Linked DNA regions of Mus musculus: region 1 is linked to region 2. A link is a loop called in an ENCODE intact Hi-C map of the cell type or tissue named here. Cell type or tissue: heart. All regions are shown on one strand. Links, peaks and the distances in the headings refer to the core of each region. The heading gives the core; the rest is flanking DNA. Region 1 overlaps Stk39 (serine/threonine kinase 39). Region 2 overlaps Stk39 (serine/threonine kinase 39).

Evidence for each region. Peaks named below come from ENCODE experiments on the same cell type or tissue, not always from the same donor. Only the 100,000 strongest peaks of a DNase experiment are listed, where the experiment ranks them.
Region 1: a loop joins it to region 2, with 7 times the contacts of the local background. A loop is called at or near these places in 5 of 42 quality-filtered maps.

The regions. Positions count from the first base shown.
Region 1 is chr2:68,425,660-68,434,306 of GRCm38, reverse strand. All of the region lies in intron 1 of Stk39 (serine/threonine kinase 39), which reads left to right. Among named protein-coding and RNA genes, the nearest start is that of Stk39, 42 kb to the left of the region's middle. In heart, for the core only: a CTCF peak has its summit at 3,624 (motif pointing left); DNase peaks (open chromatin) are centred at 1,266, 2,526, 3,096 and 3,606; H3K27ac peaks cover 3,925 bases.
Region 2 is chr2:68,373,985-68,382,631 of GRCm38, reverse strand. All of the region lies in intron 5 of Stk39 (serine/threonine kinase 39), which reads left to right. Among named protein-coding and RNA genes, the nearest start is that of Stk39, 94 kb to the left of the region's middle. In heart, for the core only: CTCF peaks have their summits at 4,189 and 5,793; DNase peaks (open chromatin) are centred at 1,261, 4,101 and 5,751; H3K4me3 peaks cover 938 bases; H3K27ac peaks cover 5,572 bases.

The DNA.
Region 1 (8,647 bases), core at 267-8,266, 52 kb before region 2:
CCAAGCCTGTTGTGTTGGCCAGGATAGCTTGCTTGCAGCATGCAGCAAATAGCCCTTCAGTCCCAGGAATTAAAGCCACACAGTTCTGTGGACCTGGGAGATGTCCTTCCCGCAGCAGTTCAGGTGGCCTCCCTCTGGTCTGTTCTGGCCCTCAGCACAAGCTCTGTGCAGAGGAGTGCCCATATTGCTCACGGGTCATTAGCCAGAACCAGTCATGTGCCCTTGCCTGTCACTGGATAGGGTAGAGCTTCTCTGCACAGGAAGAAGTGTGCACTGGGGAGGTTTAGGGATGTCTTTTCCATGTATCCAAATGGGAACTGGGGTCTCAGCCCTCGGACTGGAGCTGGAGATGAGGATTTGAGAGACATCAGAGATGGGGAAGAGAATGGTTGAGTGGACTATAAGTGAAGGCGTCAGCTTTGAACAGTCAGTTTCCATGACAGTGTCTTCTCTGTGTAGCTTTCTTCACGGCCTTGACTGTGGAGCCCCCTAGACAGTCGTGAAGGCTGCAGTGCTGATGCTCGAGCCAAAGAGCTGTGTTTGCTCTGCTGGCGGTGATTGGCGCAGAGTGTTAACATCGCTGGTCTCCAGAGTACATTTCTATTTGATCACTTGAGAGGGATGCCGTCCTCTAGGTTAGCTGTGTATAAGTCTTAATGATGACGGGTAGGGTTGGCCAGAGTTCAGGTGGTGAGTGAGCAGGTCAAATGCGAATTCTTTATGTCAAGGGGTTGGGTAGAGTTTGCCTATATGTTTCTCCATATAAAACATCAAGATCTCTAGTCTCTTTTTAAAAATATTTGTGTGTATGTTTATATGTGTATATGTATAAATGTATATGAACACACATACATCATGCATATATATTTATATATGCATGTACACATGTTTGTGATACAGCACATGTGTGGAAGTCAGAGAGCAACTTTGTGAAACCCATTTCTTCCTGCTGCCATCTTGTGGGTTCTGGGGTTCAAACTCAAGTCACCAGTCCTGCATGACCAGCACTTTTCCTTACGGAACCACATCCCTGGCCGGCATTGTCTCTTCCTTCAGAATACACATTGCTTGTCCTTGAGGCCAGAATACATGTATAGCTCCACTATGATCTGTAATTCATCTAAGGAGAGAGCCCTGCAGGGTCAGATGCTGAGCCGTGGTCTGTAGTCTTCGCTGCCCCAGTTCTCCTGCTGCCTTTCTCTCCACTCTCCTTCCTGTGTCCTCTTCCTCACACTCCACTTGTTAAGGCACGGCCTTTGGGAACAGACCCAGCTTGGAAACATTCCTGGGGCAGCTGTTGGAGACACTGGGCAGTTCCTTCTTCAAGCCTTTGTTCTTATCTGTGACGTGGGGCTGAGTAGTTATCTCAGAATTGTTAGTACTGGTTGTATATTCCTTATCCAGAATGTGTGGGAACAGAAGAGATCAGATTTTGAAATATTTGCATAGAGTTTACCATTGAGTCAAGCTAATCTTGCCAATTAGCCAATTAATCCTGTTTCGATTAAGTAATGTATTAGTGTCTTTTGCCAAATTTAGTAATTTATGCTAATTACAATAGATGTCATTGTTTTGACTATTTTTTCCACTAATTATTTTATGTAAGTTTTGTTGTTGATGATGTTTCTTTTTTATGGAACTAGGAACCAAATCCAGGCTTTGTGCATACAAGGCAAATGTCTTATGGCTTAAATTTCTTCCTCTGGAGGTGAGAACCAGCGGTAGGGTGCCCTGGATTTGATTGCAGCACTGCAGATTTTTTTTTTCTTTTTTAAGCATACATTTTGTTTAGATAGCAAAGCAATAATCGCTGATTTAAAAAAAAAAGGTAAAAAGTTACAAATGCATGAAAAGTAAAACTCACCCATTAGCCTACTCTCAAACTTTCAGAAGAGGACAACCATTAATACTTCGGTATTTAGTCTCACAAACTTTGCGTTGTGTTCATAGTCTTTTATAGCCTATAATTTTTATTTAACATATACTTATTTTGCTCTTGTCACACTCTAGGATGAGCAATGCTGCTTGCTTTCAGAGCTGGTGTGTGGCGGTGTATACCTTTCATCCCAGCACTTGGGGAGCTAAGGCAGGTAGATCTCTGTTTTTGAGCCCAGAGAAACCTTGTCTCAAAAAAAAAAAACCCACAATTTTTTAAAAAAGTGCTTTTAGTATTTTTCATGAAAATTTCAAGTATATGGCAAAGTTAAAATAATGTAGAGAAATCCAAGTCTGTCATTCATATATATATATATATATATATATATATGTATATATATATATATATATACACACACACACACACACACACACACACATACATATACACTTTTTTTTCCATTTTGTGATGCCAGGGAATAAAAACTGACCTCTTAGACCCAAACAATCCTCCTGCCTCAGCTCCCTGAGTAGCTGGGACTGTAAGCACAGACTGCTTATCCAGCTGCTTTGGACATCTTGCTCCTTGCTGGGCAGGGAGCCTGGCCTGACTGGTAAGAAAGGCGCCGCTGTGTTTCAGTCAGCACTGAGCTGATTCCTGTCAGCCCTCTCGACTCAGGCTGTGCATTCCTCTCTCGCTCTGGCCTCTGGTTCCCTGGACAAGGACATGGGGAACTGTTTCTCACTTCTGTAACTCCCAACTTGTTTCTGGTGTGAAGAAATTTCCCAGTTCACCTGGTCCTTTTGTTTGAATGACAGGTTCATTCTTTGCCTTAGTTTGGTCACAGTTGATGGAGGGCAGGAACCTTGGCGGACCCAAAACTACCTGTGGCTTATGTCACTCCAGTGACTCTTTCTAAAGTTGCCCCAAGGTGCCTACCAGAAGGGCGAGACCAGGTGTGGCAGCCTTACTTTGTGTACAGTTCTCAGCAGGGCACCTGTGCTGTACCCAAGGACAAGTGGACGGTGCTTGTTAAGCCCTCGGAATCCCCGGGCTGCTGCCGCTCCAGGTGCACCTGGCGCCTTTCACAAGCTTTTTAAGAACACACATCTGGCCTGCAGGCTTTATGGCTGGCCTTTTGCTATGTTCCAAGTGGCAGGAGGTCCTGGGTGTAGAACAGGTCCTGTGTTTCCACTCCTCGTTCCACATTCCACGGTGTTTAATCTCAGTATCACGTCAGCACCATGATAGGGGCTTGTGTTTGACACTGCCAACACCCCTGGCATGATCTTTCTCTTGGACACAGCTTAGGACAAAGTGCTTCCTAGGAGATGAGGCCCTGACTTTATATATAGCTGAGCTTCACAGGGCTAAACACCATTCTTAAAAATTATTATTATTGGCTTCATCTTTTTTGTTCTGTTTCCAAGTGTGTTTGATTTTTGGCCACCTAAAGCAGATTGTCTAAGATCTGAATCACCCACATTTCTGGATTTTCCCCTCAGATAATTTCCGTTCTCAGTGAATGTCTGTACAGGGAACCAGTGTCTGACTTAGTTCCTTATCCCAATTCACTTTCTCTTCCCTCTTGCAGGGAGAGCCCCTCTAACTCTGAGATCTCAGGCTCTTGGTGCATGGGAGATTGGTCCTGACTCTTCCGCTCTACATTCTAGGTACATCTGTCACTTCAGTAGACACTTTCACTTGTCACAGGTTCAGAGCAGGGGACCTGCTGCTGGCCTCTAGTGGTTGAAGCGAGATGCCATCACACATCCTGTAACACGCAGTGCAGTACGCTACCATAAAGAGTTATCAGCTCCGTCTATCAGTAGTGCTGGGTTGATGTTTATAGATAGAGATCCCTTTGTGAAACTGTTCTAGAAGTGGCATCATATGACACATGAAGCAGGGCCACACTGTTCCCTCCCAGGAAGCTCATCACCACAGCCAGCCCGAGGACCACAGCCATGCATTAAGTGGGAAGCAGAGATGAAAATGTGTGCACACCATCTTCTGTGGATGACCATAGCCGTCTAGTTTACTGATTGGATTTGTCTTCCGACCTATTTTTTTCTTTTCTCTTGCTGTGTGCTAGAGTTGTCCATGCCCAGTCTTGAAGCAGTGTCTGTCTAGGCAGTCCTTCTGTCTGTGAAGTAACCCTTCTGCCTGAACTCCTCAAGCACATAGAACGATAAGCCTGCATGATATCTTCAGGGTACTCTTTGTTTCCAAATATCTCAATGTTTGCCCAAACTTTTGTGTATTATGTCCCTTACGATTTTAGTAACTCAGTTCCTATGCGTCATTATTGGGGTCCAGCCACTTGTGCTTAGGACTTGGGTTGGTGAAGGCATCTTTGGGGCAGAACTCAGTGCATCATGACTGACTGTTCGTTGATGACCAAGTAAACAAAGAGGCAATTCCTTCTGCTTTTTAGAGGGATTCACACAGGAGGACTTCCATGTGCCAGAAGGACCTAGATACAACTTTTTATTGGACCACCTTTGAAAAGAAATGTTAACTTGGGCCAAGTTTTGTCAGGCACAAAATGGGGTTAAGGCACTTTTAAGGTGGATGGGTGGGTATGATGTGCGTAGACCATGTCTAGACTTGGTGTTTTACTATGATCTCTGTGGAAGCTAGTCAGAACTTCGAGTAATGGCAGTATATCTACTCCTGTCTCCAGGGGCTTGTTCAAAAGGTACGTTGCTCTGACTCTTGTAAGTCAGGAGTGAGAACAGAGAACAGTTTGTTCTCATAACACATATGCCTTCCTCATTCCACATCATAAAGCCATCAGCCAGTGAACAAGGGCAGATTTCCCCCTGTAGGCTGTATCCTGGAGTCTGTGTTTGGGAAGTTTCGCTGATCATGAACATGGGTCTCTCTCAGGAAGCACTGTGGTCCTGGAGCAGGAGGCCCACCGCTAAGGAAGATGGACCAGGACTCCTAGCTCTCTGGTTCTCCAGTGAAGTTGGGGGGGGGGGGTTCTCCACCTGTCCAGAAGGCCTTGCCTCTTCCTAGTTGTTTCCTGTTTCTCTGAAGCCATTGACAGAGTCATTTTTCAAAGCTGCTACAGCAAGTGTGACAACCCCTGTTGTCTGTTCTTTACTTTTCATGATAACTAGAGATTTCTTATGATTGAGTGGTCTCCCTGGAACATGATTTTGACTCTGTATTCTAAGAAATCTTTTTGGAATCAGAGCAGGAAGCCCAGCTAGACAAAGGTCCTTGTGATTTGGGGCGAGGAAGGGGCAGGGGGCAGGGAAGGTGGCCTTTGCCTTCAGAGGTCTGGAAGGGCTCGGGAATGAGAAGAGAGCTGTGGGCAGCTTCTCTCAGCTCCCAGCTACATTCCTTCAGGACTGCTTATATTCCACACACTTGTAAATGATTTGTGTATAGTTCGTCTCATCCTTCACTGAATTGAGCCTGTGGATCCAAGGATCTAAAGTCATTACAGCCGGAGCATTTTGAGAAGTTTTCTTTTACACTTGTGGCTTAAGGGGCTACAAGGCTGGCTTTCTGAGTGGACCCTTGATGGCCAGAGCCTACTGACTCTGAAATGAATGTTTGTAGTTTCCTGACATAAGGACAAAATAAACAGCCCAGGCTTGCCTATAAATACACACCAGTGCCCCTCTGTGCTAGAACTCTGGGTCTGTGTGGGTTCTCAGAGGCCTCTCTTTTCATGGGACCCGTTCCACCCACATCTTTCTGTGAGACATGGCGTCTCCTTGCCAGATACATCTTGGCCTCTGCAGTGTAGGCTATGAGGCAAACATCTTTAAAGGGAAAATCTGGGATGGAATTTCCAACATTCAGTTAAGAAATTAGAAGTCAGCTGGGGAGTATGACTGGAAAATGGAAACCCTAGAGAGGGGTTTTGGCAGTTCAGCATCTTGATGAAAACGCCCCTTCCCCGCAGACTCACTTTGAAATCCTCATTGGTTGAGTTTAGTAAATGTTAGGCTGTGAATACAAACCTTAGAGATCTTAGCTAAAAACGTGTCAGCTGAACAGTCATAGTATTCCGGGTTGCCACTTTGCAGCCCTCACATAAGATCTCTGTCAAGGAACTCTTAGTGTCTCTGACTTAAAAAGAGATTGTTCTGTCTGGCAATGTTAGGTCCCGGAGCTCTTTGAATTTTATAACAGTAAAGTCAAGTAAAGGTCACGTAGTTCAGTGTAACAGATACAAAAAGAGAAGTGTCTACTTTAAATGGTAGTGAAACAGGATCATCTGTTTAACCAAATAGACTCCTTACTGCCCTTTAAGCTCAGGGTTCCTTCGAGGATGTGAGTTTTAGCACTGAGAGGGAATTGGGAAGGTGGTACAGGATACACATATTTAGTAAATTTCATGTGTGCTCATCGCCAAGGCCAGTGCTTAATACAGTGTAGTCTTCACCATCCTTCTTACTTTTTAGACATTTTGATAATATAGCTTTTGGCTCACAGATTTATATACTTATTTTTTAGGGTTAGGGCCTGATCCCAGGGCCTTCCACTGGTTAGCCAAGATATCTCTCACAGGCTACGACCTCTATACATACACATTTTTACATGATAATCTTATGAAGCAAAAGTGAATGGAAATTATTTTTGGTCACTTTTGGTATGATGGTTCTTGGAGAAGATGGCTGGGGCTATAATTCAGGACATATACTACTATGGAATTTAATAGGACATTCAAATACCCGGTGGCCTAGACATTTGCGAGGCTCTGCTACAGTTTAGTTACTTCTGACATGGTTTGGTATGGCGAGATTTTAGTTGTGTGAAGATTTCGGCTGTCCTTTGAGTTTAGAAGATTCAGAAAATCTGCATCATCTTAAAATGAAAACACAGGCTCCCATTTCCTATTGCACAGGATGTTGTCATAGAGCTCCTTAGCATGGCACTATTCCTCCCAGTGGCTTAGAAATGGGAGAGTGTGCCAAGCAGCAGAACACGGCTCATCTTTCCAGGATGGAGTCCAGGCTCTCCCATGAGAACATCTGATCTGTGGATAACCACCGCTTCCTCCTTCAGATGTTCTCCTGAAACAGCTGGGCTCACAGGTTCAATCAAGTAGGCAGAGAAAAGCAAGGGAGGGAGAACGTGCTGGTAGTCTCTGAGATGTGGGGGAGGGACATGCCAGGCTGCTGATGCTGGTCTCCTCTCAGACACGGGTAAATATTTCACATCCTCTGGAGAGTAGCACTCCTGAAGTTATGAAGGCATCAGGAGCTGCAGCCGGTTCCAGAGCCCCTGCTGTGTTCAGTATTGCCTGGTGTTTACAGGAAGGAATCTGGAGGCTTGCTGGTATAGGGACTAAATGAGCTTGTGGTTTGCATGTGTGCATTGAGCTAGGAGACCCTAAAGGTCACATCCCTACCAGTGATATTTATTTGTGTGTTATATGTATAGTTCTGAGTTTATCAACCACATGTTTGTATATTATGAGCTAATTAAGAACCTTCTGGAAGATATTCAGGGAGACTCTTGCTGACAGTGCTTAGCATTCTAGTGAATACAGGCCATGATGGAGCTACAGTGTTACGAGAGCAAGAGATTTCTTCTCAGTTTCTGTTCTATGCTAACATTAAAAGCAGCAGCAGCAGGAGTAAGAGGAGGAGGAGGAGGAGAAGAAGTAAAAGAAGAAGAAGAAGAAGAAGAAGAAGAAGAAGAAGAAGAAGAAGAAGAAGAAGAAGAAGAAGAAGAAGAATAAAAAGAAGAAGAAGAAGAAGAAGAAGAAGAAGAAAAAAAAGAAGAAGAAGAAGAAGAAGAAGAAGAAGAAGAAGAAGAAGAAGAAGAAGAAGAAGAAGAAGAAGAAGAAGAAGAAGAAGAAGAAGAAGAAGAAGAAGAAGAAGAAGAAGAAGAAGAAGAAGAAGAAGAAGAAGAAGAAGTAGTAGTAGTAGTAGCAGTTGTAGTAGTAGTAGTGGTGGTGGTGAATATTTTCTGGTGTAGGTTCACCTGACTTCCTGGTGTGTGTGGTGAGTTACAGTAGTCTCCCTGGTAAATAATCTCCAAGCGAAATTGACTGACTCTTTATACTCACTTGGCTTGGCAAATCATTGACAAATAAATGATTTTACAAGTGAGTTGGTGAATCACCAAATAAGGTGGCCATGTGAAAGCCTCAAAGCTTCTTCATTTGGCACTGCTGGAGCATTAGTTTGCATCAAGGGTGGGTTATCCCCTCTCCAGCATTGTGTCACAGTGAGATAAAGGAGAAGGCAAGGGCCAACGGCAAGACTTTATGGCTTGATAACACGTTGGGCATGTCGCACCACAGTGTATGTCCTTAGAAACACACAGTACAGATGTGGAAACTATGACCTAACTATTGGCAACAGCAGAATACAAGCTCACAGTTGTGAATATACGTGGGCGTCCAGTCTGTGAGTGTGCGCTCGAGTGTGCGCTTGTGAGTGAGTATAGAGACATAGCATGCCACCATGGTGGGCTTTGGTTAATGGAATTAAAAGAGAGAATGTCATTATTGTTTAATACAGTTTTGTTTTAGTAAAAGAAGGGAAGAAAGAGCTTTCTGTGTATTAGGTATTTCCTTGAAGCCTCGGGAAGCATTCGATGCAAAAACGCCTGTAAATGCGAAACATTGAAATTCTGTCTTGTGGTTTTCTGAAGGCAGTGCGCCTGCCTGGACCTCTGTAAGAAGGATGGGACAGTTCTCTCTCTGAAGGAACTCCTAATGTGTGGAAATGCATCTTCCTCTGTGTGACTCTAATTACTCGGGAGATGGTGGTAGGCTGCTTTCTCCAACCCGAG
Region 2 (8,647 bases), core at 149-8,148:
GCTCCGTGCTCTGCCCGACCTCCTACCCCCATTCCTTTGCTGTTCCCCTTTGTTTGCCCCTATCATTTCCCATTCTGAAAGAGGGAAGAGTCCACTGTGTACTGCCCCGGTCACTTCCTGGCCTGCAATTTAAAACAGATTGCTACAGCAAATAAAGACACCCCCCCACACACACACACACCCATGACTGTGCAGAGGAGCGGGGACCTACCTGTGGCTGTGTCTCCTCTACACATGCTCCTGGTCTTCAGGACCCTCTCTGCTTTGCTAACACCATCTACCCTACACCTCTAGTTCTGGCAGCCACTCCTTGAGAAACCCTTTTCACCTTCTCCTTCACTTACCCTGCCTCACTTGGCTGAGCCCCTAAGAACTTTGAACATGGTCTCTGCACACCCTCACTTGATCTAGCCTGTGGTACCCTGTGGAGACTGGGTTCCTCCTTTTCTTTCTTCCTTCCAAACCAGGTAGCTCCCACAGGTAGAAACTCTGTTGTTTACGGCTACTTTACCAGAGAGTGCCTGACAGGAGGCAGGGGTTTAGGAAGGTTTGGTGACTGTGATCTGACAGGGACACATGATGGAGGCCCCGCCTCCTTGCAAGTCAAGGAGCCTGTGGGTGGTATAAGGCACAGTTGATATATTAACTGAATAAGCTTGTATAGCAACGGGCCAGAGATAGGCTTGCTCATTTGTTGCCCACCTGTTCTTGGACCCAGAATCTCGTTTCCACCTCCTAAATGCAGGGATTGTAGCAGGTAGGCCAGTGCACCTCACCAAAGATAGTTTCTTAATGAAAAAAACAAAAAATCTTTTGCTGTTGCTTTGCCCTGGGTAACTATGGGTTAAATAGTGAATGAAATCAGAGGGCGTGAAGCAGAGAAAACATGGACATTGGGTGTGCCTAGAAAATAGAGTCCACAGATGGGTTAGAAGCTGTGGTGGCTATGAGTGGCTTTGTAGTCAACCCAAATACTTGCTTTGAGATTCAGGGATAGTTCATTATCATGTAAATTATGGTATGAATAATTATAAGAAAAATCTCAGAGACTAGTTTTTTTAAAATTACTTTTATTAGTAAGGAGGGTAAGTTGATGTGACTTCTTGGCTTGGGGGATTTTGATAGATGATGATATTTGGTGAAACCTCTCGCCTGAGCCCAGGGTGCGATCAGCTCTGGAAATGTGGTTTTTCTTCCGTTCTAGCTGTACGCCATCAGCAAGAGGCACCTGGGACAGACCGTGAGCTGCTTCCCCCCTTGGCAGCTGCTAGGATTAGCTTGGGCAATAACTCAAGAAAGCTTACAGGGTGAATCCAGCAAGGAAGAAGCACTCTGCCCTGCTTCCTGCTGGAGTCCTTCCTCAGCTGTGCGCACTCAACTGCATGGGGTGGGGGTGGAGTGGGATGGGAGTGGGGTGGGGTGGGGGTGGGGCCAAACATCAGGGAAGTAGATGGGATGCAGTCTCTTCCCCTCTCTCCCTTTCTGCCTTCCTTCTTTTCTCTGTTCTTTCCTTCCTTCTTTTCAGGGCTTTAATTATCACCAGTAACTTTCATATATTATAAAAACCGTAGAGATCTGAGCAAAACTAGAGTCTTAGACCAAAAGAATAAGTTTGAGTCTATCAGTACATGATTTTTTTCATTTATCTTCCTCATTTTTTTATTTGTTAAGGTCTGTTCTGCCCTTGGCAGAAGGTGAACGTTAGATGCTCAGGGCTCAGTGTATCTTAAAGGACTAGTTGACATATATCAATCAAACGTTTGCACACGGTCCTCTAAGTTGACAGAGTCACAAACAGTGGGAATATTCTTGCCATCAAGGACAGAGTGAAAGTGAAACAGGCACTACATGTTTAACTGTAAGATAGTACATGTACCTATGTTTACACGTGTGGGGTGTGCATTTGTTCTTGTTACCGGCAGGAGGGTATTCATGGATGTGCACGTGAGTGGGGGGTCATAGCTCAGCTTCCAGTGTCTTCCCCATACGTCCTCTTCCTTATTAGTCTTCTCAGTGTGGTGTGTGCATGTGTGTGCACATGGGCTTGTATGGTTGTGCTTGCCCTCACCTGCCCCTTTGGAGGCAAACGAGGTTAGTGTTTGGTGTCTCCATCCATCCCTTCCCACCTTACCTTTTTGAGACATGGTCTGCACTGAATCTCGACTTTGGCTAGGCTAGCTGCCTCGGGGTGCCAAGTGAGAACCTGATAAATTGCAAGGAGAGCTTAAAAATACTGAGTAACCAAGTCTCATGAATACTATTAATAATTAGTTGTTTTACGTGTGCGAGTTTTCCTTATTGCAGATTTGAAATCCTGCAGATTCTTTGAATATTTTGTTATCCTCCATTAATCCTTCTTAGAACTTTGCAAAAAAAAAAAAATGATGTCAGTTGTTTCCTTGAGTGCTTGTGGCAACTGGGGCTATTCTCACCACCTCGCAGAGGGTCTGACTCTTTCAAGTGTACAGATGGGTGGTTGTGGTTTCATAGAAGCTTCTGGTAATGGAGCCGGTTCAGCAGAGATTCCCCTGAAAAAGGCCACCTGCGGGTGTGTAAATGTTGCATTGGAAACTTATAAGCATTAATATTTGATCTAAAATGCATGTGCCTGTCTTTTTGGATATGGCCGGCTGCAGACCCCCGTGACTTCAGAAGGGTGACTCTGGCTTTGGAAATGATCCCTGTGTAGTGTGTTTCTCTCAGAGCAGTGCTGGCCGCTCCACAGAGCAGGCCTCAGTGCTGAGGGATCCCAGCACTGCCGAGCCGAGCCGTTACAGACTTGTGTGTGGAAGTTCAGTCCGTCAGAAGGTCATGCAAGCAGATCGCTCTCACGTCTGTCTCCTCACACTGCTTTTGTAGTGCCTGTGGTGGAGCCCCCACCACCTCAACCTCCCATAGGAATTTTAACTCTATACTTTCTGACAGTTCAGCTGCTCCGGGGATCAGTTCCTTCAGCTGGAAAATGAGGAGAGTTGACAACACGCTCTCCAAGGGCCTATCTCGTATCAAAACGTTTGCGGGATCCTCATTAACTGTAAGCACTAAAGACCTTTCCAGTCCTGTTTTAAATCGTACAAACCAGCAGATCATTTTGGGCGTGGAGGAGGATGTGATTAATCCTGGTTTTGTGTCTGTGGCTACCACTGTCAGAATGTCTTTAAATTAGCCTTTCTGTGCACTGGGAAACGTGGTTTTCCTCTATTCACAGTAAGAGTCATATTCAACAGGAACTTGACCGTTGATTGGTCTATCATTGTACGGGAGAAAAACTGGCTTTTGCCTGAACCTTCAACATTGCTGGACTAAGACTCCAGTTTCCTAGCCACATTGGAAGGAAACTGGTTGGTGGAGAATCTGCCTAGATGATACCCCGAGTCTGGGTATGCTTGCCTTCTGTTTACTTTATTTTTACATTTAAAAGTCTTCCTTTCCAGATTGTAAAAGCATGGCATCTAGTTTCTCTCTTATTTTGCTGTCAGAAAAAGTGAAATGGTCATTGTCTGCTGTTTCCAAGACCACCAGGAGTGCCCTTCTCTCTCACTCATTGATGGGGAACGTGCATTTGTCCAGAACAGCTGACAAGTGACCCTCCAGGGCCCAGACTCAGGAAATTCCACAGGATCATGGTTTTGGACTGTGAATACCTCAGCCACTATCCTATGGATGGCGGCCTCAGCGAGTAATGTCAGACCAGATCAGTGAGCGCCATTTGCTTGTAAGAGGGAGAAATGCAAAATGAAAGGCAGGGGCCTGGTGGCAGGCAAATGGTGGGGGCAGCAGTGATGTGTTTAGATGATTCCGCTATTCCTCCACACTCCCCAGACTATGATTCTCTATGGAGCAGGGCAGGTGGCAAGCAAGCAATTGATAACTAATTGTAGCTCAGTTGCCAACACGATTATCAGGTCCCTTAAAAGACGAGTGGGTTCATGGTTATTGGTGTGATGAGATGACATTTTACCCTTAGTTCGGCAGTGTCCTCACGAGTGGGAGAGATCGGGGCTGTAACGGTTTGCGTGGAAAACAGTGGCCACAGCTCCTCTCCCTGTACTGAGCCTCTCCGCTGAGCAGCTGTTAGTGATGGGCAGTTGACAGGAATGTGGTTAGACATGATTTCCAAGCTTCTGAATCCCTGTAGAGATGAGAGGCTGTGCTTGGCTACTTGGCCTGCTGGACGCAATGGGCATAGTTGACAGTCACTGGATTAGGCAGTTGACTGTCACATGTCACTTACACTTGTGTTGCCCTTGGATATACTTCATCACAAACTATGTGACCTTATGGGCACATATACTTTTCCCTACATTCTCTTTTCACGGCTAATAGTTCTAGTCTTCTAAGAGGTGAATGGGGGAAGCTGGAGAGTTGCGGTGCACTGCGGTCTTCCAGGTACAGTGATTGGCTAGGAAACCTCAACTTTGGTGCCCAATGAGTCATCTGAGCATCTTGCCCTCATGCAGATTCTGATCCAGTGACTCCGGATTGGGACCTGAGACCCTGCATTTCTGAAATGCTCCCAGGTGACGCTGTTCATTCCAGTCTCTGGACTACATATACTCTGAGAGTCTAGTCTGTAGAGTTTTAGAGATAGCTCTCTTTTCTATTTCCTAGAAGTGTGCTGTTCCGGTCAAGGTTGTAGAATTATTGCTACAAATAGCAAGCAAAAGTTAGACTTCGCTTTCAGTGTGTGCTTCATCCCCTTGAGACAATTCTGCAATTATTCATCTTGAGTTATGCCCCTGGCATTAAGAGCTGTGCTAATGCTGGAGCTGTTTTATAATAAAAAATTGCAATGCGTAGTCAACTGTTTTCTTGCTGATTTTTTTTTTTTTTCTTAAAACCAAATCCTTTTGGGGATTGCAGCAACTCTGGTCTTTGGTGTATTTGTTAACTCTTGGCGGCAAGGCAGTGTGGCAGTTCACTCGGTTGGGTTGGAGGGAGACAGGGGACTGTAAGTGTTAAGCCTTTGGGTACAAGTCCTAGAGTTGTTGTCTAACAGGAGATTAAGCATCAAGGACATTGGAATAGCTCCCGTATCCAGGAATCTTGGCCACATGGTTTCGCAGTTGCTGCAGGGCATCTTGAAGGTCACGGTCTCTTTCCTGTTTCCTTGCTAGGTCTGCTGTGTCTGGGTGAGCACTATACCTCTGTGTTTCTGACCCTGCTCTGCAGAACCCAGGCACTGCTCTCCGGGCCAGGAGCACCTGCCTTCTTTGGTTGCTGTTGCATCTGACACAGGAAGAAGAGTTTGGGAGGCAAAGGAGCCCATTCAGGCGCAGACCTTCCCACAAGAGCTCTCAGTCTGCTCCCCTTGCAGTCTGCTCCCCTCGGATCTCACTTGGTATCTTCTTACCTCCCCAGTCACTGTGCATGTGGCCCTGTGGCAGGCAGTTAGGCTCATTTTAGTGACGCTGCTGAAAAGCCACTGTCAGGATAGAGGGAAAAGTTTTCTAGAAGGAAAGGAGCCCTGTTAAGTGCAGGTGGCTGCTGTCCCAGGACTTGACTGCATCTGGGCTCTATCCCCTTTGCTATGAATTCCGAGAGTGGTGTTTGAGTTCTTCTGAGCAGGGTTCTGAAACCCAGAGATTTGGTGCTCCCGTGGACACTTAAAGTGTCCCCTCCGCCTCCTTCGAGGAAGTACTGCCCCAAACGCTCCTCTGTTCTTCAGCTGCAGCTTTCCCAGCCGATAGGAAGGAGGTTGTGGCCTCCGGGCTTTCCACTTAGACTTGGCTCTCAGTGCCCGGAGGCCCGAAGACATTTTGAGGATGGCACGGCTCCAAGGAAGCTAGAGGTCGCTGTGATCTAATTCATAAGCACAGATAAACCGGTGGACAGAGACCAGATTTAATCACTCATCAGCAAAGCGAAACAGCTGGCTGGTTACTTGGTCAGTTCTAGAAGCTGATGGCACCTGGCTGGCTCTTGTGACAGTTGGGGAACCTTACCTTGGGAAGAGGCAGTGCAGGAAGCTGGGTGGCTCCTCAGGCTGACTTCTGGCCTTGGAGGAGTTTCCTCATTCCCCAGTGCCAACCTTGAGGGGATTGGAGAGTTGATCGGAGTTCCAAGGTCAAAACTCTACTTTAGGAAGAATGACTTTAGGAAGAATTTGTTCAGTGGACCACACTTGAAAGAGGCACACCTGACTCTGTAGTTGTGGAAACCACGCCTCTTCCTGGTCCTGCTTTTCTTCTGTCTCTAAGAAATGGGGGCAAAGGGGCAGCTGAGTGTGTTCTGTTGTTGTTATTATTATTATTCATGCCTATTGCCCCATGCAAAGGTCACTCATGCATTTCCTCACATCTGGTCGCCCTGGAAAAGCAGTTGTGTCTGAAGCACAACTTTGTAAGCTCATGGTGTCTATCTAGGTCCAGGCCTTGCACCCTACTGAGGACTGAACAAGATCCACCAATGCTGGCAAATATCTCAGTACACATTGACACTGCCCCTCACCCCAGTATACACAGCACAAGAAACATGCGATACATTGTTTAAAACCACATGCTGTAGTTGGTTGAGATGAGTTCGAATCTGTTTTTTTATATCTGTTTCTATATAGGTTGCACAGTAGTGATTCAAGCCACAATGTCCTTTCTGTGCTTGTTGGGGGTCTTTCAGTTTAAGGAACCTGTGGGGCTCAGAGAAGCCAAGACTCTGGCGGGACTGAGGATGTTAACACGGTATTCAGAAGTGCATTTCAGTCGACAGCCACTCATATAGGGGTTGGAGAAATTAGAAAACAAAGCAAAATAAAAGCAACCAACCAAACAAAAAACCCCATCACTAAAAACTAACAACCAAAAAAACCCGTCTTCAGGTTCACTTACTAAGAGATTGTTTTTGATGACATGAAGAGAACATTTGACTGGAGAACCTGGAACTCCTCTTTCTGAGATGTGTAATCACAATTTGGCCTTTACGCTGGGCAAGCTTGGACATTAACATTAATCCCCCTATGCTTAATTTTGATCTTCGCTTTCTTTTAGGACTGTGATTTTATTTTCTGCCCTCTGTCACTGTGTTCTTTGGCAAGTCTTGAGTCTTCTTGTTCCTTCCTCCTTTCGGATTCCAGTATCCACTAAGTCACGGGTCCTACTCTGTTAAGTGCACCGTGAGTTACAGCTGCGGGTGTCCGATAGTGTCGTCCCCCCCCCCCGCCCCCCCGCCGGCTCCTTTCCTTTCCTAAGCAATTTTGCATTGGGCTTTTCCAATATTTCTTCTCTGGAGACAGCCACTTTGGTCCCTGTTGCTGGTTGGACCAGGTGCAAGTTGCCTTCTTCGTGAGCAGACCCTGAGCTTGGGCCACTCAAGCTTCGCACTCAGCTGCTTGACTTTATAAAACTTTGGCCTCTGGTAACAGGGACGGCTGGTAGCTAAACCTCTCCAGGACTCCTGCCTGCAAGGATGTGAGGGCACCTTCTCTCTTCAGCTAGCCACTGCGGAGTACCGAAAGCTTGCTATTTGTCCTATACGTTGTAAATTACCTTTAGAAAGTTCTGAACTATCAAACATAATTCTGTTTTTCTCTACCAGATGTTGAACTGACCCAGTGTCCATGTGTTCCCTACAAAGGTTCATACACATACACACACACACACACACACACACACACACACACACACACGTGTGTGTGTGTGTGTATGAAAATCTTTATAATTTATAATATATTTATATTATATACCAATGTAATATATTAATAATATATAGATTAAAATACTACATTTTATTGGCTGATGATAGCGAGTACTGCTGCCTAGTGGTAGGCAAGGGCTGGTGACTTCACAGGTCCCCCCTTCCTAACTCGTAATGATGTTGATTTTTAGACTAATTTTGCCATTCATTAGCAAATGAGCCCCTAGAAGACTCTCCAAGTTTGTCCTATAAGCTCAGGGCAGTCATTGTCTCCTTCCCTGTAGGTGAATAAGAAGTGCCCTCGTGGCAGGCACACCAAGAATTCGCATGCAGGTCTCTTTTGTCCTTGTGTTTGGCATCAGTAAACCAAATCTACACAGGAACACCAGGGAGTGACTCTATATTTGGGTCCGACTGGTATTTTTTTTTTATTATTTTCATGTAAGGTGAAGAAAAAGCTCTCAAATGCTTTACAACTTTTCTGTGCTGAGAGTCTCCATTGTCAAAAGTAAAGGCTGTTTCCCAGCATCCATTAGGCTCCGGAGAGGTCACTGTTTTCCGCTGTCATACATCCCTGGTATTTGACCTTGCTCTTACTTGTCTATAGTTAGATACCAAGAATAAGAATGTCCTTAGCGGTTTCTGGTAACCAGGGGTTTCCAGGACCCCTCCAAGGCCAGCTGAGCCTCTCGGTTATATGTGGTATTACAAGTAGAATATCACACTGTATGCGCTGATTTTAGACATTTTAACAACATAACCGGCAGACTAATTTTGTAGACTAAATCAGGCAGGAGGAATTGCCTTTTCCCATTGTTTTTGCTTTCTTTTTTAAAAATATGGATTTGTTGCCAACAGTAAAAGAAACAAAGAAGCTTTTCCGTAAAGACACTGGTGTTTGTTTTCTCTGGGAATCTGGGAAGGCAGCAGCCGAAGTTCTGTGTTTCCTCTCTGGCTACTCCCTTGACTGGCTGAGTGGCAGACGCTTGCCTGAGACCTGAGTGGGAGGTTGCTAAGG